Linked DNA regions of Homo sapiens: region 2 is linked to region 1. A link is a loop called in an ENCODE intact Hi-C map of the cell type or tissue named here. Cell type or tissue: ovary. All regions are shown on one strand. Links, peaks and the distances in the headings refer to the core of each region. The heading gives the core; the rest is flanking DNA. Region 1 overlaps ATP6V1E2 (ATPase H+ transporting V1 subunit E2). Region 2 has its middle 11 kb from the start of TMEM247.

The links. A loop is a pair of places that touch in the nucleus more often than their neighbours do. Peaks named below come from ENCODE experiments on the same cell type or tissue, not always from the same donor. Only the 100,000 strongest peaks of a DNase experiment are listed, where the experiment ranks them.
Region 2: it touches region 1 in a loop (1.9-fold over the local background); 16 of 110 quality-filtered maps call a loop at or near these places.

Annotation. Positions count from the first base shown.
Region 1 is chr2:46,529,496-46,540,845 of GRCh38, forward strand. It overlaps ATP6V1E2 (ATPase H+ transporting V1 subunit E2), which reads right to left. Exons shown (of 5, transcript NM_001318063.2): 3 at 7,116-7,208; 4 at 6,318-6,432. Among named protein-coding and RNA genes, the nearest start is that of RHOQ, 7.3 kb to the right of the region's middle. In ovary, for the core only: no CTCF peak of the experiment used is centred there; no DNase peak of the experiment used is centred there.
Region 2 is chr2:46,484,533-46,495,882 of GRCh38, forward strand. No RefSeq gene overlaps it. Among named protein-coding and RNA genes, the nearest start is that of TMEM247, 11 kb to the left of the region's middle. RefSeq lists enhancers at 5,507-6,039, 5,882-6,181, 6,040-6,572, 6,202-6,261, 6,372-6,421. In ovary, for the core only: no CTCF peak of the experiment used is centred there; DNase peaks (open chromatin) are centred at 3,623, 5,025 and 6,219; H3K27ac peaks cover 315 bases.

The sequences.
Region 1 (11,350 bases), core at 1,637-9,636:
TGTAATCCCAGTGCTTTGGAAGGCCAAGGCAGGAGGATTGCTTGAGGCCAGGAGTTTGAGACCAGCCTGGGAAACATAGCAAGACCCCATCTCTACAAAAAATTTTAAAAATGAGCTAGGCATGATGGTGTGCACCTATGGTCTCAGCTACTCAGGAAGCTGAGGCGGGAGGATCACTAGAGCCCAGGCATTTGAGGCTGCAGTGAGCCGTGATTGTGCCACTGCACTCCAGCCTGGGTAACAGAGTGACATCTGTCTTTAATGATGATGATGATGATGATAATAATAATAATAACAATTTATTGAACCCATGGATGAATGATTTGGGTGGTGAGGAAGTAGTTTCCCCAATAGACTCTCAACAATCTTAGGAATTTGCAACCTTCTTCGAGTTGAAGGAGATGGGGGTACAAAGATGATGAACGTCAGGGTGATGCAGTGGCCTGATCAGGGCACTCAGGGAGCTCAGGGTAGGAAATGTTTTCGAACCAGAAAGAAATTATTTCAGTATATTTATAACCTGTCCTGTTACATTGTTGCAAAGGGGGTTGAAGGATATCCCTGACTGTAAGGCATCTGCTGGAAATTCCCACCTTTAACTGAAGGTCTCAGGATCACTCAATTCAGGCCACAACTGCACATCTCCAGAATGCAGCTCAGTCTCCTACCACCTACATACAGAGCCCTCTCCTCTTCCAGCCCCAGGATTCCCTGGTCCCTACAGCATGTGAGACACCAGGATGGCGCCAGGAGAGAAGCACTGGGCTGAACAGAAGCTGAGAAGAGGTTCAGGCCTGTGCACAGTAAAGGGATGATGGTGGTGGGTGGGGTGGTCATGCCCCCAATTCTGCCACTATCTCAGGGTAGGTCAGGCATCCACCTCTCAGGAACCAAGAACCATCATCCTCCTCCCTTCTCCAATATTCATTTCAGAGGTCAAACAGTTTGTCATTTAGGTCTTCAAACACAAAGGTTCTCATTATTACCCGCTTTCCCTGGCCACCTGCCCTGCACTCTCCTCAAGTGTTATTATATATGATATAATTATCAGTATGGCTGGATTTAAGTCTTTTATCTTGCTATTTGTTTTCCATTGTAACCAGCTATTCTTTCTTCCTTTTTTCCTCTTTTCCTGATGTATTAGTTTGTTCTCACACTGCGAATAAAGACATAACCAGGACTGGGTAATATATAAAGGAAAGAGGTTTCATTGACTCACAGTTCAGCATGTCTGGGGAGGCCTTACAATCATGGCAGAAAGCAAAGGGGAAGCAAGACACGTCTTACATGGCAGCAGGCAAGAGAAAGCTTGTACAGGGGAACTCCCCTTTGTAAAACCATCAGATCTCATGAGACTTATTCACTAGCGCAAGAACAGCACAGGAAAAACCCAAGCCCATGATTCAGTTACTTCCCACCGGGCCCCTCCCGTGGCACGTGGGAATTATGGGAGCTACAATTCAAGATGAGATTTGGGTGAGGACACAGCCAAACCATATTACCTGACTTTTTTTCTCTTGGTTGGTGAATACGTTTTTTGAAATTGAGGTGAATTTAAAGTAATATTTCAGTAGCATTTATTACATTCACAAGGTTGTACAACCATTGCCTCTATCTAGCTTCAAAACACTTTTATCACTCCAAAAGGAAACCTCATATTCATTAAGCAGTTGCTCCTCATTTTCCCTTCAAACCCTACCATCCCCAGCCCATAGCAACCACCAACTTACATTCTGTCTATGAATTTACCTGTTCTGGATATTTCATGTAAATGGAAACATACAACATATAGCATTTTGTGTCTGGCTACTTTCACTTAGCATAACGTTTTTGAGATTCATCCACATTGTAGCAGCTGTCAGTACTTCATTACTTTTTATGGCTCAATAATATTCCACTGTATCCATATACCACAATTTATCCATTCACCAGTTGATAAACATTTGAGCTGTCTTCACCTTTTGGCTACTGGGAATAGTGCCACTGTGAACATGGTATGCACATGTATTTATTTGAGGATGTGTTTTCAATTCTTTTGGATATATACCTAGCTCTAGAATTGCTGGGTCATATTGTAATTCTATAATTAACTTTTTCAAAGACCTTCGAACTGTTTTCCAGAGGTTGAACCATTTTACGTTCCCACCAGCAATCTAAAGGGTTCCAATTTCTTCACATCTTCACCAACACTTATTTTCCTTCCCCCACCCCTAATTATAGCCATCCTAGTGGGTGTAAAGGGGTACCTCATTGAGGTTTTTATTTACATTTACCTAATGACTAACTACTAATGATGTTGAATACCTTTTCATGTGCTTGTTGGTGATTTATATCTTGTTTGGAGAAATGTCTGTTCAAGTCTTTTGCCCCTTTAAAAAAATAAACTATTTGTCATTTTATTGTTGAATGATAAGAGAACTTTATACATTCTGGATGCTAGAGTCTTATGAGCTATTTAATTTGTAAGTATTTTCTCTCATTCTGTATGCTGTCTTTTCACTTTCTTGATAATGTCCTTTGAAGCAGAAAAGTTTTGTAATTTTTATGAAGTCCAGTTTTGGTTTTACTTTTGTTGTTATGCTTTTGACATCATATATAAGAAACTGTTGATCTATCCCTAGGTTTTCTCCTAAAAGTTTATGGTCTTAGCTCATGTCTTTTGGTTGTCAATTCATTTTGAGTAAATGTCTGTATATGTTGAGAGGGAAAGATCCAGACTCATTCTTTTGCTTGTGGATATCTAGTTTGTCTCATCACCATTTATTGAAGAGACTACTGTTTTCCTAAGACCATTGAATGATCTTGGCACCCTCCTGACTTCCTTTTTGATTTTTTTTTTTTTTTTGGTATTCCACTTTGTCTTTACTGTTGGCTTATTAAAAAGACCTCTTTGCTTTATTTATGTATTTATGTATGTATTTATTTATTTATAGTGATTGCTCTAGGTTTTACAACATGCATCTTTAAGTTTTCTTAGTCTACCTTTGTTATAGTTTGAATGTATGTGTCCTTCCAAAATTTATGTTGGAACTTAAACCCCAAGGTGATAGTATTAAGAGGTGGAAACTTTGGGAGGTAATTTGGAAGGGGAGAGCCCTCATGGATGGGATTAGTGCCCTTATAAAAGGGCTTAAGAGTTTTTTGTTGTTTGTTTTAACCCCCTTTTCCCTTCTACCATGTGAGGTCATAGTGTTTGTTCCTTTCCCTCTGGAGCATGCAGCAACAAAATGCCATCTTGGAAGCAGAGCGTGAGCCCTCACCAGATGCCAAATCTGCTGATTCCTTGATCTTAGACTTCCCAGCCTCTAGAACTAAGAGAAATGAACTTTTATTATTTATGAATGACCCAGTCTATGGTAGATTGCTATGACAGCAGGAAGAGACTAAGACAACCTTCAGATAACACTATATCATTTAATGCGCAATGTAAGGATTTTATAAGAATATAGTTCTATTTCTGTTTTTCTATCCCTTTTGTTATTATTGTTATAGGTTCTATTTCTACATGTTATAAACCATGTAATATACTGCTATTAGTTTTGCCTTAGATGGTCAATTGTGTTTTTTATTTTTTTAATTATATATATATATCTAACATTATATATCTAACATTATATTATATATCTAATGTTATATTATATACCTAACATATTATATATCTAACATTATATATAATGTTATATCATATATAGTGTGTGCATGTATGTGTAGATAGATAGATAGATAGATAGATAGATAGATAGATAGATAGATAGATAGAATGGTTTGGGGTTTTTTTGTTTTGTTTTGTTTTTTTGAGACATGGTCTGGCTCTATCACTCAGACTGGAGTGCAGTGGCATGATCTCAGCTCATGCAGCCTTGAACTCCTGGGCTCAAGTGATCTTTCCACCTCAGCCACCTGAGTAGCTGGGACTATAGGAGTGTGCCACCACACCCAACTATATTTTTGTATTTTTTGTAGAGATGGGGTTTTGCCATGTTGCCTAGGCTGGTCTTAAACTCTCCAGCTCAAGCAATATACCTGCCTCAGCCTCCAAAAGTTCTGGGATTACAGGTGTGAGCCACCATACCCGGCCAAGGTCAATTATGTTTTAAAGGAATTTTGTAACAGAGAAAGAAATGTCTCATATTTACCCATATATTTACCATTTCTGGTGCTCTTCATTTCTTTGTGTAGGTCAGTGGTTTCATGTGGTACCATGTTTTTTCTGCCTCGGGAACTTTATTTTGTATTTCTTGTATTGAAGATCTTCTGGTTTAAAAAAAACTTTAAGCCTTTTGTTGTCTGACAAACATTTATTTTACCTTCAATTTTACAGAATATTTCTGGTGGATATAGAATTCTAGATTGACAGTGCTTTCTTTTTCTTTTATCACTTTAAAGACGCGATTTCATTAAGTTCTAGTTTGCATTATTTCTGAAGAGAAGTCTGCAATTATATCTGTCTTTGTTCCCTGTATAAAATGTGTCTTTTTTTCTCTTTCTGCTTTTAATTTTTTTCTACTTATTACTGGTTTTCAGTGATTTAATTACAAAGTGCCTCGCTTGATATGGTTTGCTTTGTTTTTCTCCTACTTTGGATTTGTTGAGCTTCTTGGCGCTATACGTTTACAATTTTCATGAAATTTGGGACTTGTTTTTGGCCTTCAAATCATCACCGTTAATCCTTTTCGAGGACTCCAGTTTTTAATATCATCTTAAGGTGACTGAGGCTCTGTGTTTCTGTGTTTCTTTTGTTTCCTTTCTCTCTGCTTTAATTGGGACAGTTTCTATTGCTATGTCTTCAGTGTCACAGATATTTCATTCCACAATGTCTAACCTACTGTTAAGTTCAGCCACTGAATTATTCATTACAGGTGTTGTATTTTTTAGCTCCAGAAGTTCCATTTGGTTATTTTCTATATCTTCCAGTTTTTTCTTCACTATGTTCATGTTTTCCTTTAAATCCTTGTTTTATTTTAATTTTTTAAGTCCTTGTCTGCTAACGTTATTATCTCTGTCATTTTGGGGTTTGTTTCTATTAAATGATTTTTCTCCTGATTTTGGGTTCTATTTGCCTACTTATTTGCATATCTAGTATTTTTAACATTCTGAATTTAATGTTGTTAAATGTCTGTATTTTGTTGTTTTAAAAATGGTAAAATTTGTTTTGGCTGGCAGTTACGGTAGTAGCGGATGAACTTCCTCTTTTTGAGGCTGCTTTCTAAACCTTGTTGGAGGAAGTCTAGAGTTACCTCACTTTTCGGCTTAGTTAGCCCTTCTCCTAATGCCTTACCCTTTTGGGATTTCTACTGAATTCCCTGGACAGTCAGCAAGGTTTCTTCACATTGGCGAGTTGAAACTCAAACATTGCCCAGTGAGCCCTGGGAACCAATCAGCTCACAGCTCCGCAGTAGTTCTTTGCATCGCACTGTGAAGTTTCACCTTATGCATGTGCAGCTTAGTATTCAGCAACAGATTCACAGGGATTCCAGGAGCCTGTTTTGCTGTTATATTCTCTCCTTTCTGATACTCTGCCTTGAAAAGTCTGCTCAACTATCTCCTCAACTCAGCAAGACCACTATGCTCTGCTTGGGTTCCCCCTCATTGTGCTGCAATTTAGACAGCATTTTTCAGCAGAAAGTTAGAGTGATAGGGTTTGCCCCATTTGTTCCCTACTTTCAGGAATCACGGTGCTGTGCTACATGCTGTTCAATGTCTGAAAAGAGAGGTTTCATATATTCTGTTCAATTTTAAAGTTGCTCACATTAGAAAGGTACAGCCAATACCAGTTATTTGGGTATGGTAGAGGTGGAAATCTCTACTCCCTCTACATGAAGCACATTAATAAAGTGATCTGCTTCTCCAGTCTCTTCTCAGGAGCCTGGGTTGCAAGCAACAGAAGCTGTTTGTGGCTGATTAAACAGAAAGAAATCTTAAAAGGATCACAGGCAGGTCACAGGATTTAGAAAGGCTAGAGAAGCTGCTCAAGATAGAAACAGTGTCCGACACATGACTCAGGAACTAATTTGATGAGAAAACCACTTTCAATACCATTGCTTTCACCAAACCCTAGACAACTCATGTGTACAGTTGTCACTTCTGAACCAGGAACTCAATTATACCACAACCAACACCACTGCCTGCCCTGATGTGCCACTTCCTGGGTCAGGAACTGAACTGTGTACCCACCACTAAAGCTGCAGCCTCCAGAGACAATGTGCCCTGTATTTAACTCTGGCTACACTAGCTTTTAAGTCTGACAAGGAAAGCAAGAGTCTGTAATTTCAGCTTCTATAAGGAAGGGATATTCTTTTCTTCCCACCAAGGCTCACCATGTAGAAGATTCTTCAAACCCAAAATGTGGTTCTGATGTCCAGTGGCCAAAACATCCACTATGGAAGAACAACTCTGTGTGAGTCTTGGGATGGTTTTCTGGCACTCTTGGTTCTGAAACATAAAATAAAATCATTAATTTCATTTTTGGAGGAGGGATCTGTGATCTAGCCTCCTTTGGAGCCTATGAGAGGAGACCACTCCTAAATCATATGAGTATTCCATACCAGCAACCTCTAAGGAAATGTCCTTTCCTATAGTTCAGCAATGGGTGGTGATGCCATCAGTCACAATGACTAGTCTCCTGACCTTAGGTTGCAGCAGAAAACAGTTAGAAATGAAAATGGCAAAACATTAAGAGCGCTTGAGCCGAAGTTCTCAGAGGCTGGGCCATTCTTCTGAGTTTCTGGTATGTAATCAACTAGAAAAAGAGATCTATGTACATTCTAACTGGGAATGAAAACCAGGCAAACCAATCCTACTGGATTTATTTATCAGCGTGATCATTAGGAACCAGTGACCTTTAAGAAATTGCTGTGGTGTTTAACTCATTGCAGTGTACCTACACTGGAGTGCAAAGAGAAGAGGGTGCCAATGGGAGGTTTTAGTGGCAGGGAGAAAAATAGGGATAGGGGTAGGTAGGGCATGTGGCAGGATGCTGCAGGGAAGGCCAACAGGCACCCTGGGGAGTGAAGAGGCTGCAGTGTGAGGATTCTGGGCATTGTGGTGGGAAGAAGCATAACATAACAGCAGGGCAGCACCAGTGTTAAAGAATGCCCATCATTTTATCTCCTTACCAGTGACTTCTAAGAAGATGGTTCACAGAGGGAGAAGAATACAGGCCAAAATTAGGGATTCAGTCAGTATGGACTCCTGTATTGACAATCCACCTGAAATTTGGAACAAATCACAGATTAGATTTGGAGCCATCTCATCTTCCTCTCCTCTTAACATTTGCCTCTCTCCTAAACTTCTTTTTTTTTTTTTTGAGACAGTGTCTTGCTCTGGCGCCCAGCCTGGAGTGCAGTGGCACCATCTCAGCTCATTGCAACCTCTGCCTCCCGTTTCAAGTGATTCTCCTGCCTCAGCCTCCCGAGTAGCTGGGATTACAGGCACCCGCCACCACGCCTGGCTAATTTTTGTATTTTTAGCGGAGATGGGGTTTCACCATGTTGGCCAGGCTGGTCTCAAACTCCTGACCTCAACTGATCCTCCCATCTCGGCCTCCCAAAGTGCTGGGATTACAGGTATAAGCCACTTTGCCTGGCCTCTCCTAAAATTCTTTATTTCCAGTGTAGCCAGGGGAAGGCCTAGGAACGTTGACCCTTAGGCAATAATGTAGATGTATATTGCTGGTTGCCTCCTCAGCATGCATTCCCCCAGACTTGTCACCCACTGTGCAGAAACCACAGAACCTGGGTAGGTGTGAAACCCCAGCCCCTGTGGGGGCAGGGCTGATATGCCCAATTAGGATAGTCCCAACTCCTTGCCATAGTGATGGTTTTAGGGATGGACAGTAGCCCAGGCCTAAGGCAACAGTCACCTGACAGTTTACTACCCACCATGACTGGTTCAGGGATGAACTAAGTTGAGCTAATCAGAAGAAGTTCAAGACTTTGTTCAATGAGTGGGTCAAGAGAAGCTCTCTTTCCTTCTGGAAAACATGGTATATGGATGGTGATGCCTGGACTTGGTGCAACCATTTTGCTTCCAGGAAAGAAGGTATGCTGAGTAGAAAGTTGACTCATAGAGAAGAAGAAAAACTGAGAGATGTGCAGAAAAAAAAAAAAAGAGTTCTGATCAATTCATGCCTGAAGCTTGGACTGCTTCTGGATTTTTCCATAACAGAAGTCCATACACTTCCCTCATTGCTGAAGCTGGTTCGAGTTGAATTTTCTATGACTTGCAACCTAAAGCATCCTAGCCACAACACCAAATGATCCCTTGGAGTCCATTTTTCCATTTCCTAAGCAGACATGAGGGAACACACAAAATGATGCAAATGAATGTGTTTTAGAACATACTGTCCTCTAGAGTTCTAATCTCAGCTTGATTTAGACAGTCAGTTGCGTGGTTAGGAAACAATCGGAGATGGAAAGGCTCAAAAAGCAAGGAAGAAGTCCAAAGAAGAAGTGGGAAGATAACAACAGAGGACATTAAAAAGAAAAAAAAAAGTAGATGAAATCATAATGTAGATGCCTCAGAGTTATCGTAAAAACCTTGTTCTCTCTCGCCTCCTCTGTCATCCCCACATCCCCACACTGCTACCAAGCCCTGTGGATTCCATCATCCAAATCTCCCTGAAACCCACTGCCTCCTCTTCATGTTCACTGCCATGCTTGGGTCAGACTGTTGTGATCTGTCTCCTCCTGGCTCTTTCTGCCTTCACCCTTATCCTTTCCAAATCCATTTTCTATGAGTCTCAGAGTGACCTTCCCAAATGACAGGTCCAAGCTTGTCATTTTTTTACTCAAAAACTTTTGATACCTTGTCAATGTGGAATATGGCAAATGCATTAGCTTTGAAGAGAGATGATTTTGAAACCTAGCTCTGCCACTTACCAGCTGTGTGATCTGGGGCAAGCTTCTTAATCTCATCATCTAATGTGAACTATAGATATAATATTATAATAGGATTCCTTTGGTTACCAGTTACAGAAAACTAACCCCTACTCACTGGGCAAAAAAAAAAGGGGAAGATTTATTAACTCAAATGACAAATCAGAGAACAGTTGTGCAACAGGATCTCGGGGGTGATGCAAATTAGTAACTCACAGATGGCCTGTTTACTCTCTGCCCTTTGTGATGGGGGAGTAGTGGTGGTGGTGGTGGTGGTGGTGTTCTCTCTCTCTCTTTGCTTCTCTCTGCACTTTAGCTATATTTCCTTGGACTGGCTACTTTGTGAATGGCTGAAACATAAATGACCTACAGCTTCCAGGCTCACATCGCTCAGTTTAGTTAGCAAAAGAGGAGAAACTCCTGCTGTGAATCCCAAATTCAAAATTCTCAGGCAAGGCTTGGTGGCTCATGCCTATAATCCCAGCTTCTTGGGAGGCTGAGGTGAGAGAATTGCTTGAGCCTGGGAGGTTGAGGCTATAGTGAGCTGAGACTGCACCACTGCATTCCAGCCTGGGTGACAGAGTGAGACTCTGTCTCAAAAACACACACAAAAAAAAATTCAGGAAAGAGTTCTAATTGTCCCATCTTGAATCAGGTGTCCACCTAGGGATCAACAGGTACCAGGGGCAGGATGTATAAGAAGACGGCAGCTTCCAAGATTACAGAGATTACATTATAAAAACATTTAGCAGAAGCAAATGGTGCTGTTCTGGATAGACAAACCAATAGATACTCTCTACAAAGTTTACAAGGTTGTTTGGGGGATGAAATAAGATGTCCTATATCAATGAGCACCAAATACCCGGGACCATAACTGGATACAGTATACAGCAGATGCTCTAGAAATTTGTGTTTATTCCCTTCATTACATCCTCGCTCCCAGAACCACTGCTTGCCTAGACAGTGCCTTCATCTTTTGCTACATAGACCAAGGTTCCCCTCTGAGTGGATGCACCCCTATGGGCACAGGGTTTGACAAACAGAAGTCACATTTGTGGTAAGAAAAAAGTGCCCTTCTTGCAATGAACGCAGCCTTGAGCTGGGACCATGCCTTTGTAGTAAGCGTGTGGGTCAGATTTCTTCCTCAGTGGCCCCATTGGCCCTGGCCTTTGGCCTTTGTACAGTGGAGACTGCCCAACCCATGCCAGACCCTGCATTCTTCATATGGCTTTCAGAAGCTCATGGACTGCCTGCATTATATGGTTCCCAATTAAATACAAACCAGTTCCCCAGCACCACTAATCATGCACTCTGTCCACCTTACATGCCTCACCATTCCCAGGAAGTTGTGTGCTGTTCCTTCTTGCTTTGATGCAGTGCTCTTGGCCTTTCCCAGGCATTCTTACCTTACTCCCATTAGACTCTTAAGCCCCAGGTCAATGACATCACTTCTGCAAATCCTTCCTCAACACACCTGGACCTATGTACTAATTGCCTCCTCTGCACCTCCAGAAGCCTATTCTCTATTCTCTAGCACAGCACTGCTCACACTATAGAGTGCTTTCCTGTTTGCTAATAAGTTCCTTGAATGGTTTAGCTAGAAGTGACTGTGGCTTTCCAGCTCTTTGTCCCCAGCCCAGGAATAAAATCTGGCATCTAACAGACCTCAATAAATGCTTGTTAATTGAAATATGGAATGAATTAAGTATGAGAGGAAGGAGGGAGTACAGGAAAAAGAGTAAGAGAAGGCTGATTAGGAATTTCACTGTTCTCAGCCAGATGCAGTGACCTGTAAGCCCAGAACTTTGGGAGGCTGAGGCAGGCGGATCACTTTGAACTCAGGAGTTCGAGACTAGCCTGGGCAACGTGGCGAAACCCCGCTCTGCAAAAAAATACAAAAATTAGCTAGGCATGATGGCACATGCCTGTAATCCCAGCTACTTGGAGGCTGAGGCTGGAGAATCACTTGAACCAGGGAGGCAGAGGTTGCAGTGAGCCAAGATCATGCCTTTGCACTCCAGCCTGAGCGACAGAGTGACAGAGAGACAGAGCAAGACCCTATCTCAAAAAAAAAAAAAAGAAAGAAAAAGAAAAAGAAATTTCACTGTTCTCACACAGACCTGTGTCTGTTTCAACATTTGCACAAATAAAAGGAGAGAAGCAAGCAGACAGCCTATGGGACGCTCAGAAACAAAGTGCTTTCTATCTCCAATCCCTGAAATTTGAGAGCTTTTTCTGTAACTTTTTTTTTTTTTTTTTTTTTTTTTTTACCACTTGGACATTATCTTCTTTGCTCATGGGAAAGTGAGGTTTCTGTTGCGGTCTGATTGGTGCTTCCAGCTAAGGCATTCATGGGCTGACAGGGGGGCATTCTGGATAGCCCCCCTCCCCATCCCACATATACACCAAGTGGGATCAGCTCCAGAGCTCTAAGTATTCCTGGCAGTCAGTTTTGGCAACTCTGTGGGCCAAAA
Region 2 (11,350 bases), core at 1,223-9,222, 45 kb before region 1:
TGTGCCTCTGTCCAATCAGAATCCACTCTTAGGAAGGGCCCTGCTGTCAGTCATTTACACCTGAGAGTGAAGAAACACGTTCATGCCCCTTATACAGAAACTGAGTTCTCACTGTGGACATGATGCCTTATCCCAAGAGGACGATTTCAGATGTTAGCAGGTCAGGGAGATATCTGCAGGGAAGGTGGGTTTAGAACACCTTTCCAGAACCATAGAAGTACATCATGACCAAGCTGGCTTGGGTTTCACCACATCTACTCATGTTCATAGACCTCTGAGGGGTGGGAAGCCTGTGATTTGCTTGGGAGCAGCCCCCGCCCCCATCTTCTGCAAAGATGTCCATGTCCTAATCCCCAGGATCATGAATACTTTATATGGCAAAAGAGGCTGAGATGTGATTGTGTTTAAGGACCTTGCAGTGGGGAAATGATCCCAGATTATCCAGGTAGGCCCGCGGTAGTCACAAGGGCCCTTGTAAAAGGGAGGCAGGAGGGTGCGAGTCAGAAAGGAGATGTGACCATGGAAGCAGGGGCCAGAATGACGTGGGACTGCGGGTCAGGGAACATGGGAAGCCTCTAGAAACCAGAAAAGGCAACAGAAGGATTCTCTGCTAGAGCCTCCGGAGGGAGCCCAGCCCTGCCACCCCATGTTAGGCTCCTGAAGCCAAGATGCCCAAGCTCCCTCCAGCTTGCCAACATGGCAGGATACCATCACCAGGCCACTGGCCAGGACTCATTTAGCACTGGGCCTGAGGAGACTTGTACACAGCTGGCCTTCAGACAGCATATGGTCAAAAAGGAGAGGCAGTGAAGCTCCAGCGAGCCTGGCACAGGCCTAGCTGAACCTGGTGGACAAGGGGTACCCCTATCACTAAGCTGTGTATCCCCTGGGTGAGGCATGTGGCAAAATAAGGGCATACTCCTAGGGGACATAAGGAAGGAGGAATTAAGTGCCTGATTAGACCCAGAGGACGTCATTAATTCTACTCTATTAGAAAGCTGGACATGGAAAAAAAAAAAGTTGACACACACCCCCACCCCGTACCCACCTACTAACCCAAGCACACAGACTCACAAAAATGCAGAAAGGCTAACCCAGAAACAAATACACTGACACAGAGATACAAAACAAGTATACAGTTGTCCACAGTAGAGAGGTTTACAGCCCCTCAAATAAACACACAACAACCCAAAGGAACAGACTTTGAACACCAGAAGGCTCACGGTCAGGCACAAAGTGAAGCTGCCCTGCAAGTATGCAACAAAGGGGTTCAACTCCCCCAGTCACCAGCCCCTCAGCCCTTCAATACACACACTCCTTGCAGACTGTCGGCTACTCTGAGCCCAGCAGCCCAGCCACGATGGCTGGCTGTGCCACAGGACACTTTAGTGATAATGTGGCAAACTGAATGAGGCTGGACACAGCTGTGCAATTAATCAAGTCTTTACTGACCCCTTCTCTCCTCTGGCATAGGGCTCTGCCTTAAGAGTGACAAGAGAATAAGTTTCTGTCTCATTGGGCTCTCGAGCGACTCTCAGTAAAATCACGTGAAAAAAATGACTGCCTTGGGACTTCAATGTCAGTACACATTATCATGCCATGTAAGTCCATGGTGACTTCTCATTTCCCACCCAACTCCATATATCCAATCCCATTGATAGCTGCATGTGACAGGTACTTAATTTGGAAGTGATAAAAGTATCATTTCTCATTAAACTTTCAAGGAAGGGCCGTTGTGGTATGGGTCACTTCTTCTGATCATTTTATTTGATCTGGGTTTCTGCCCCATGGGGTTGAGGTGAGAGAGATGGAGATAAGGATAGCAAAAAGTTTAAGGTCCACCTGTTTACCTTCTTAGAGCAGACAGAACTGGGCATTTATAAAACACACACACACACACACACAAACCAAAACACCCAAGTGCGTAAGGTCATTTAATCCATCCATCTGTTGCCAGGTAAAACTAGACTTAAATACATTCATTTTTCTTAATCTTCAGAGAAAGTAAACTCCCCTGAACGGTTAAGTGAGCATCTCATCCCACATGTTTAGCCACAGGCATGAAATCTACTCTTCCCTATTGTGTTTGAATACTGAAGCCACTAGCCTCAGATCTGCCCTCTAGGAAAATGAGAACTACTCATGGTCACTCCCTAAACTTAGAACAGATCTTCTGATTCAAATGCAAAGCAGAAAATCAGAAGAGAGAGGGAGGCAAAGGATAGGAAAAAGGCCCAGCTAAGCAGTTACCAGCCAGGTAACAAGCCAATGTACAAGCGCCTCTTCAGCACCAATGCTAACATACCATGCGCCCTAAGTCCCTAAGGAGGCTATCTTCACCAAAACCCTGCAGGTAGAAATGTATATCATCTCCACTTCACAGCCAGGGATACCGAGGTTCAGAGACGTTAGACTTAACTGAGATCATCCCAGAGCACATGTTCTTTCCATGTTACCCTGCTCCCAAGATCCTACCTTGGGAGGATCTCACAACCTTGCTGGGGAGATGAGTTTAACACACATGAAAATGTAAAGCAGCTATCAGTACACAGACCTCAGCTATAAACGAGATCATAGAAGAGCTCCCTGGAGCCCTGGGTGATAGAGGAAGTCTTCTTAAAAGACGAGCTCATAAGGCTAGGTAAGCCCGAACAGGTGGAAATCAGGAGGGATACCTCACACAAATGAAGATTAGGGTGGGAGTGTGTAACGTGTATCCAGGAGGGAAGGGTCACTCTTGCTCCAGGGAATGGTGTACAAGGTAACAGGCCTGGAAAATTGGTTTGGGGCTAAGTGTTAGGGAGCCTTGAATATTGGTCTGAGGAATATAAACTTAATCCCTTGGGAAATAGGCAATACACTAAAGATTATAGAGTGGAATAGTAATTCAAAACAGATAAATAAAAGCCTTCCTCCTCCTTTAATTCCTGGGGGCCGCTTTTTTGCCTGGACCTTCCCGTTTCCAGACCAAAAACTTTCTGAGGTCCTGCGTTTGAGGATTACTTTCAGCTGTAAAAGAAATCCAGCCACAATGGCTTCACCAAATAGAGGTTTGTGTTGCTCACATACCAAGAAGTCCCAGGTAGTCCATCCACGGCTGGTGAAACTGCTCTCAGAAGTCATAGAGGACTCAGGTGGTGCCTTCCTCCACCACCACAGGGCTCTTATCCTCAGCCCATGGCTTCCCGCCTCAGTGTCAAGTTGGCTGAAGCAGCTCCAAGTACCAGGTCCGTTACTCCAGGTCAGAAAAGGAGCCGCCTTTTAAAAGCATCCCAGGAAGCCCCACCCAGAGACTTCTGCTTCCGTGCCATTGGTCAAACTAAGGTCATGTGGCTGCACCTATCTGTAGGGTGTCTGAGGTGGTAAGGTTTTTGCGTGGACACTGTTGCAGCCTCAAACAGAATTAGAATTCTGATAGTATGAGTGGAGGGGGGAGATACTGAATTAAGCAAATAACTGGTGTATCATCCCTAATTCCTTAGGCCCAGCTCCCACTCCCTTCCTGAGCTGCTGAGCCAGAAAGCCTTGATGGGGTTGAAACCATCAGATGGAGCACAGCCGTAGCCAATCTGGGCCGGGCCACTGCTGCACTCTGCTTTAAGGAAGAGTACTGCATACCACAGCAGGGAGGTCATGGTTTTCCCTGGCCACACGCCTGGAGCCACTCTGCCTTCATCCTCCTGACCTCTGCCTGAAGCCCATGACCTGACACAATCAGGGCAGCAGACTGGGAAGGGCACTCCTCTCTGTGCTGGGTGCCCTCAGCAGAGCTGCAAGGGGAGGCAAGTTGGACTCCAGAGCCCCTTCCCTTCCTGATCCCAGATCCCACAGAGCAGAGCCCAGAGACAGTCAGGGGACTGTGATCATCCTATGGACACCAAGCTGCTAAAGTCTATGTATAAGAGATTGCACTCATTGCAAAGGACCACTAAGCTTCAGCCCAAATAATGAAGCACTAATAGTAAAGTTTCAGGCAGGCTTAGGGAGAGAAAGATGGGAAAATCTCTCCTGTTCCCTAAATGGAATATTGTAGGCTGCCCTCCTGAGCCCAAGGACAGGACTACAGTTGGAGAGACTCGGGGGCAGGAGGGTTAAGCCTTGATTCCAAAGGCCACTTTCCTGCCATGTCTATTTCTAGTCCCAAGTTAGCAGATGACTTGTAAGTAAGCAAGTCAGTTAAGTTTTCTAGGCTTCATTTGGGCGACCTCTAAATTATCTAGACTCTAACTCAGAAAAAAGAAGGACCAAAGTCTAGAGATTGTTCGAGAAATTCTGATTTAATTGATCTGAGATGACATCCAGAGATGATTTGTTAGCCTTACAAGTGCCCCAGTTGATTCTAATAAGCAATCAGGGTTGAAAGACCTAAATCCTTGCTCTTCAATGTGTGATCTGTGGATCAGCAGCATCGGCGTCTTAGAAATGCAGCATCCCAGACCCTGCCCCAGACCCACTGAAGCAGATGTGGTTTGACAGTACCCACCAGCCCCCAGCAATTCATATGCATCTTAAAGTCTGGGAAGCCTGTTATAGGTGATGAGACTCAATGCAATCTGTCCTGGTCTGTCCTGGGCTAGCGCGGTGGCTCACGTCTGTAATCTCGGCCATTTGGGAGGCCGAGGCAGGAGCCCAAGAGCTCAAGACTAGGCAAGGCAACATAGGGAGATCCCATATCTCCAAAAAAAAAAAAGCCAGGTACGGTGGCATGCACCTGCTGTCCCAGCTACTGGGAAGGCTAACAAGGGAGGATCACTTGAGCCTGGGAGGTTGAGGCTGCAGTGAGCTGTGATCGTGCCACTGCACTCCAGCCTGGGGGACAGAGCAAGACCCTACCAGAAAAAAAAAAAAAAAACAAAATCTGTTCTCTTTATGAAGACAATGCTCTTGGCCAGGAGGGTCTTCTAGGGGGAATGAGAGGGAGAACAACCGAGTGCACAGCCCTTCAGAAGTGCTATGGGGTTTCCATTAACCTCTGCCGCAGGCTAGGGGTGGCAGGAGCTTACTGTGCCACATCAGGAAGCTGAGCCTGTGGCAGCATATCTGCCCCTCCTCCCTTTCACCAGTTCATGCTCTGGGCTTCTGGGGAACCAAATGATTTCACCCTGCAGGCCAGGGCTGAGCAGAAAGTTCCAGAATGCCCTCAGGCCTGTGTCTGCTTCTGTCCCTTTTTTGATCTGACTCCCACGTGTAGCTTTGGGGAAATCTTGCTAATATACGTTCATTCATTATTTAAAGGTTGCTGCTGTTCTTCAGGAAGGTTAAGCATGATTAAAAGATGGGATTTTTCCACAGGGCACAGCAGAAAAGCTAGGGCTCCCACATTTTTAAGCTGTTTTGGCCAAGCCTTGTTGCATAATTCAAAGTCTGTGATTTACTTAGATTTAATTAGCCAAAGGAGCAGCAGCTGCAGGTTCATTAGTTAGTATTTATTAAGCGCCCTCAGAGGGCTTTTTAGGCTCTTAAGAGTGAAGTGGAGGATGGGTTTCGGACTTGCAAATTTCTTACACTTAAGTAGGAGGGGATTACAGATAGCTTCAGGAGGTAGGCATTTTTGTTCCTCAAAGAGAGCAAAGGGGTGGCATCAAAAGGCCTGAGCTCGTGGGGCAAATCCTACAAAGGGCCACGAGTCAGAGAGATGTCAGTCCCTCACAGGGTTATAGTGACAATTAGTGAGATAACAAGGTGGAGGCTGGTGGTGAATAAGAAGCTACACAGATGAGAGGTATCAGCCAGAGCAGGGAAGGGAAGTGACTGCTAACCTGAATTTCAAGAACTGGGAGAGGTGGGGAGGTCCGGCTCCTGAATTTGTGGGCCCAGTGCAAGAGGACAATGCAGTGTCCCATCATGAATTCCACGACGGTGACAGCAGAGCATTAAGCCATGTGGAGAGCCCCCACTGAGAGCAGGGCCCTGTGCCACTGCCCTGGCGGTGGATGACGGAGACCCCAGGGTTAAGGGGCTTTTGTGGTGCCTCTCAAATCTCACCCAGAGAGTGACTATCCTTGGCCTGTACTCCATCAACAGGAGGGAGGGAGGGAGCAGGCTCTGTGCATTTTGCAGGGGCAGGGACCGTTGGAGCAGGCCATTGGAGGAAGGAGTCTGGTGGCCCCAGGGCAAGTGGCCCCTGCATGCCTTCCAGCTCTGGGCGCAGAGTCTGCCTGCAGAGGCGCCTCTTCACAAGCAGGTCACGCTCTAGGCTTCCAGCTGCTAATCACAGGGGCTCTCCAGCTTGGGTGCATTTCCTCCCTCTGCTCCTGGCTTCCGCCCCAGTCCCATTCAGCTGATCATTCTCCGCTGGGCTAGAAAATCCAAAAATAGAAGAAAGCTACACTTTTTACCCCCTTGAGCCTCTTGTATCAAATGACACAGTCACTTTGCCTCAAACTTTTCATCAAAGCAGCCTTTGTAAGGTCCTGGGGCAGAAAGCAGGCCTTGGAAGACAGCCACCAGGAAGCCATGCAGAAAGTGCTGAGCAGGGGGACCCTTGGTGGAGGAGGTGGGGAGGGCAGGGTTTCAGGAGCTTCCCTCTGCCCCAGAAAGAGCCAGTGACAGACACTTGCTACCATGGGGCAGCTCTTCTCTGAGCACCAGCTCTAGCTTCAGGTCTTGGAAGTGCAAGAGCAGCAAATAGTGTGGCTGCACAGACCACCCATTGCCAGGGTTCAACAACCAGACCACAGAGCTCAATCAGTGATTAAGGAGCAATGATTGATCAATCAAATAAACAGAAGGAGTGTAAGAGACGATCTGAGAAAGGCTCTGTGAGCTAAAGCATTCTGTGACGGCTTCTTGAAAAGGAAGCTCACCCTTGCCGAATACCTAGGATGTATTGTACCCTGTCCAACACTCTCATGTCATCTATTTTATCCCATAGCCCTCCATGAAGGAGCACTGGTACGCACTAGATTAATCTGCCCAGGCTGCTCTAACAAAATACCACAAACTGGGTGGCTTCAGCAACAGATGCTCATTTGTCCACAGTTCTGGAAGTTGAAAGTCCAAGATCAAGGTGTTGGCAGGTTTGGTTTCCTCTGAGGCCTCTCTCGGCTTGCAGATGGCTGCTGCCTTCTCACTGCATCCCCACGTGGTCTTCCTCTCTGTGTGCATCCCTGGTGTCTCTCTGAATGTCCAAATTTCCTCTTCCAAGGACACCAGTCAGATTGGATTAAGCCCTCATTTTAACGCCATGACTTCTTTTTTTGATTTCAATAGTTTTTGGGGTACAGGTGGTTTTTGATTACATGGATAAGTTCTATAGTGGTGATCTCTGAGATTTTGGTGCACCCATCACCCGAGCAGTGTACACTGTACCCAGTACGTAGTCTAAAGCCCCTATCTCCAGATGAGGTCACATTCTGAGGTTTCGGGGGTTAGGACTTCAACACTTGAATTTTGAGGGGAGATAATTCAGCCCATGACGCCCACTTTGCTGATGAGAAATCAGACTCCGAGAGGTTCAGGAATTGCCCAAGCTTGCTCAGCCAGGAGGTACCAGAGACCAAGTGTGGCAAGGAGCTGAAAGATGATTGGAAGAAAACAAAGAACCGTGCTGCGTCTCATTCATTTAGGTTTGTGAACAAAGGTTCCGAGCTGGTTTGATAACATGGGAAGAGAACTGCTACTCCATTTCAGATGGCATTGTGTGGCCCCCTGTATATCTCTCTAGATATGTGTAGCTGGGGTAGTGGCTCCAGAGTTTTTCTGCTTATGAATCTACCCTTTTATTCTAACTGTTCCCGTGTTTCTTTTTTGTTTGTTTTGTTCTGTTTTTTTGAGACAGGGTCTCGCTCTGTCACCGGTGCTGGAGTGCAGTGGCGCAATCTCGGCTCACTGCAGCCTTGCCCTCCTGTGTTCCCACACTTCCCTCACCAAGCGCTAAGGAGGAAAATGTCTTTGAGAGGGGACAGATGTAAGGCCTCACTCACTGGCCCACCTGACCCACACACCTGCCATTTCATGAGTGGCAGCAGATCTATACTCAAAGGCCTCGGTAACTCCCTCTGGATCCCACCCCATGTCCTCTCCTAGGTCCCCTAAGACGGGAGAGTCAGTCTGTAACTGGCAGCCTGGGGTCTTCCCTCTTCAATCTGCTATGCCTGGCTCTTTTTCTGAAGACCAGGTTGGTATGTCCACTCTGAGACAGGAGTAGGTATAAGAAAGAAGAGGGAGGTGGTTGGGTAAGAGAGAAACCCTATACAGTTCACTCAGGCTGACTTTCACTTCTGAGCAATCTCCATAGCCTCACATACATAAAGCCCATAATATTTGAGCTAGCCTGAGTGGGTTCCAAGAAAACAATGATTGGAAGACTCTGGAAGCACAGTAGTTGGTAGAAAGCTCACCTGCTCTCAGGTATCAGGCCAACTTCAAAAGAACTCCAGATGACTGCCCTTAAGCAAACTCTATGCACTGTGGGAGAATCCTTGTTCTCAAAACAGATCAGTTAGGAAACTGAGCATGGTGGCTCATGCCTGTAATCCCAGTACTTTGGGAGGCCAAGGCGGGCAGATCACCTGAGATCAGGAGTTCAAGACCAGCCTGACCAACATGGCAAAACCTCATCTCTACTAAAAGTACAAAAATTGGCCTGGCATGGTGGCATGCGCCTGTAATCCCAGCTACTCGGGAGGCTGAGGCAGGAGAATTGTTTGAACCCAGTAGGTGGAGGTTGCAGTGAGCCGAGATCGTGCCACTGCACTCCAGCCTGGGTGACAGAGCAAGACTCCATCTCAAAAACAAAAACAAACAAACAAAAACAGATCAATTAGGGCCAGGGTCAGAAGCTCAGATGCCAGGAGGGCCCAGGTGGGCCAGATAAAAGTGGGAAGCTGGCCAGGCATAGCTGACTGGAAAGGAAGAAGCCGTAAAGCAGGAAGCCTCTACTCCTTTTTCCCTCCTTCCCATCTTCACCATGTGGAGATACATGCCCCATGTCCAACTCAAGGGCAGCCAGAAATCCAGACTTTTATGTGATACCTGCTGATTTTTAAATGTTGGTTCAATTTTCTTTAGCCACTATACAGACCTAACAAAAGTCCACGGGGCCAACAGCTCACAATCTCTGAACTCGAAGTGTTATTTCCTTTATGATAAAGTCTCTGTTTCACTCAGAGACACGCTGGGGGATTTCGTTAAACAGAAGACACTCCTAGTACAAAAATAGAATGTGATTCACTCTCTAACAATGTTTAAGCACAGAAGCCGCAGTAAGGGATGCTTCTTCCCTTCACAAATTGCCTCACCTTGAGGTGTTTCAAAAGACAGATCTCTTAATGCATTTCAAATCAGGTTAGAGTGGCAAAAATCTAATTTTCATACAACTTCTTGAAGAAAGATGGCAATTTCACTAAAGCCTGGATCAAGATTAAGGAAGGCATGAAACAGAAGCCTGGGAGCAGGAAAATGAGGCGGGAGAGGGTGGCGGGGTGGAGGGTGAAAAGAAGGTGAAGCTGCATGCCCAGGCTCAGTGTTTGCAAAGAGGCTGGCAACCGCGGTGTGAAGCCAGTCAGACAAAGAGCAGTGGGGCCTGGGGACCCGAGTGAGCAGAGAGGGGAGGAGAAGGAGGGAGCATCATTGGTTTCCATGGTGACAAAGGAACAGGGATGGGAAGAAAGAGTGAGGGGGATGTCAGAGAAGAGCTATGTTGTGCTGCTGCCTATAACAAAGTCTTCTTTACCCGGACACCCTTGTCTATGATTTCTTGGCCCCTCTGATACTTCCCCCATCCTGATTCTCTGCTCATTCCTGGCATGAATAAATTACTATGAAATTAAGGACATTTAGATCCTAAACATGGATGTGATGGATGAATGGGTACCTACTTACTGAGCCTCTGTCTCCAAAAGGCCTCTTGGATTCAAAATATTTTCTCCAACGTGCTTCCGTAAAGCCCATGATTCCACCATTAGGGCAACATTGCTTATACTAAGGCTTTGTTCGTGTTCAATGATAAACCCTCATTAAGAGGGGGAATATCTGGGCTATCAATTTCTAGGGTCTCATAAGGAATTGATTTATCATATGTAACGACATGTATGTAACGATAAGTATTTAACGGGATCCCGGCTTCAGCCTAAGAATGTCCACTACTAGGGCTCAGGCCTACCTAGATATGCATGATAAACTGGTGGGGCAGACCCTAGACAGGACAGTTCATAGGATGGTTCCAGTAACATCTGCTGCGTGTGTCCGGCATTTATTTCCCCTTGATTTTCTTTTGGGCCACTCCCTCTTCCTCAATCTTAGTCCATGAGGTTCAGGTTAACTGACGTCTAGTCAAGGGGTAGGCCCAGGACCCAGATCTGGCCAACCAGGGTATTCCATCTTCTGGCCAAAATGACTGGTTAATATGTGGACACATGACCCAAGCCTGACCAATGAGTTTCAAACCTGGATGTTTTGCCGAAACTCTTGGAAAGATGAGCTCTTATTCCATTGGCTACTAAGCTGGTAGACTATGTGTCCAGAGATGCTGTTGGTCATCTTGTTCCACTTGGGGAAAGCCTACCTGAGAATAAAATCGATATGGAGAAAAGCAGAGCCAAGATATGGGAAGACAGATGGAGAAGGAGGGAGAGAGAAAGTGATTTCTTGATGACATGATTTGGGTCCCTGGATCCACCTGAGATAAGAGCTATCCCTAGACCTTTCAGCTTCCATTTTTGCTGTTAACTGATTTGAATTGGGTTTCTCTCACTCACAACCAAGAATTCTGAATCCTGCAAGGGCTTTCTCGTTATATGACTTGGCACCTCAGCTCAGCAACAGCTAACATAGGAGATACCATGGCATCTGTGCCCAGCCTGTTCTATAAAGAAAGATGTATTCATGAACCTAACCAAGGGAGTCTGAGGGAGATGTAGAGAAGCAGAGCCATTGGAACATATGTAAGCACGTGTGCCCGTCTTCAGGGAAGGGAGCCATTTCCCCACTTCTTGAGAGAAAACAGCCCTCCTCTAGCACCACGAAGGGCTTGATGATGGTGCCAAAGGAAGTGGCAGCAGGGCCTGGCTGAGAGGGGATGCCCAGCGGGAAACTCCACAGACACAGCATATGCTGTGCGCTGCCAACATACAGAGCACTGCGCTCGCAGGATGGTCCATGAAAGGTCTGGAAGCAGCCCAGGTGTCAATCAACCAGTGGGTAGGTAAATAAAATGTGGGATATCCATACAATATTTGGCAATAAAAAGGGATGAATTACTGATTCCTGCTATAACATGGATGAGCCTTGAATATATTATGCTAAGAAGCTAGTCACAAAGAGCCACATGTATGATTTCATTTACATGGAATGTCCAGAATAGGCAAGTCTGTAGACAGAAAGTAGATTCATGGTTGCCTAGGGCTCG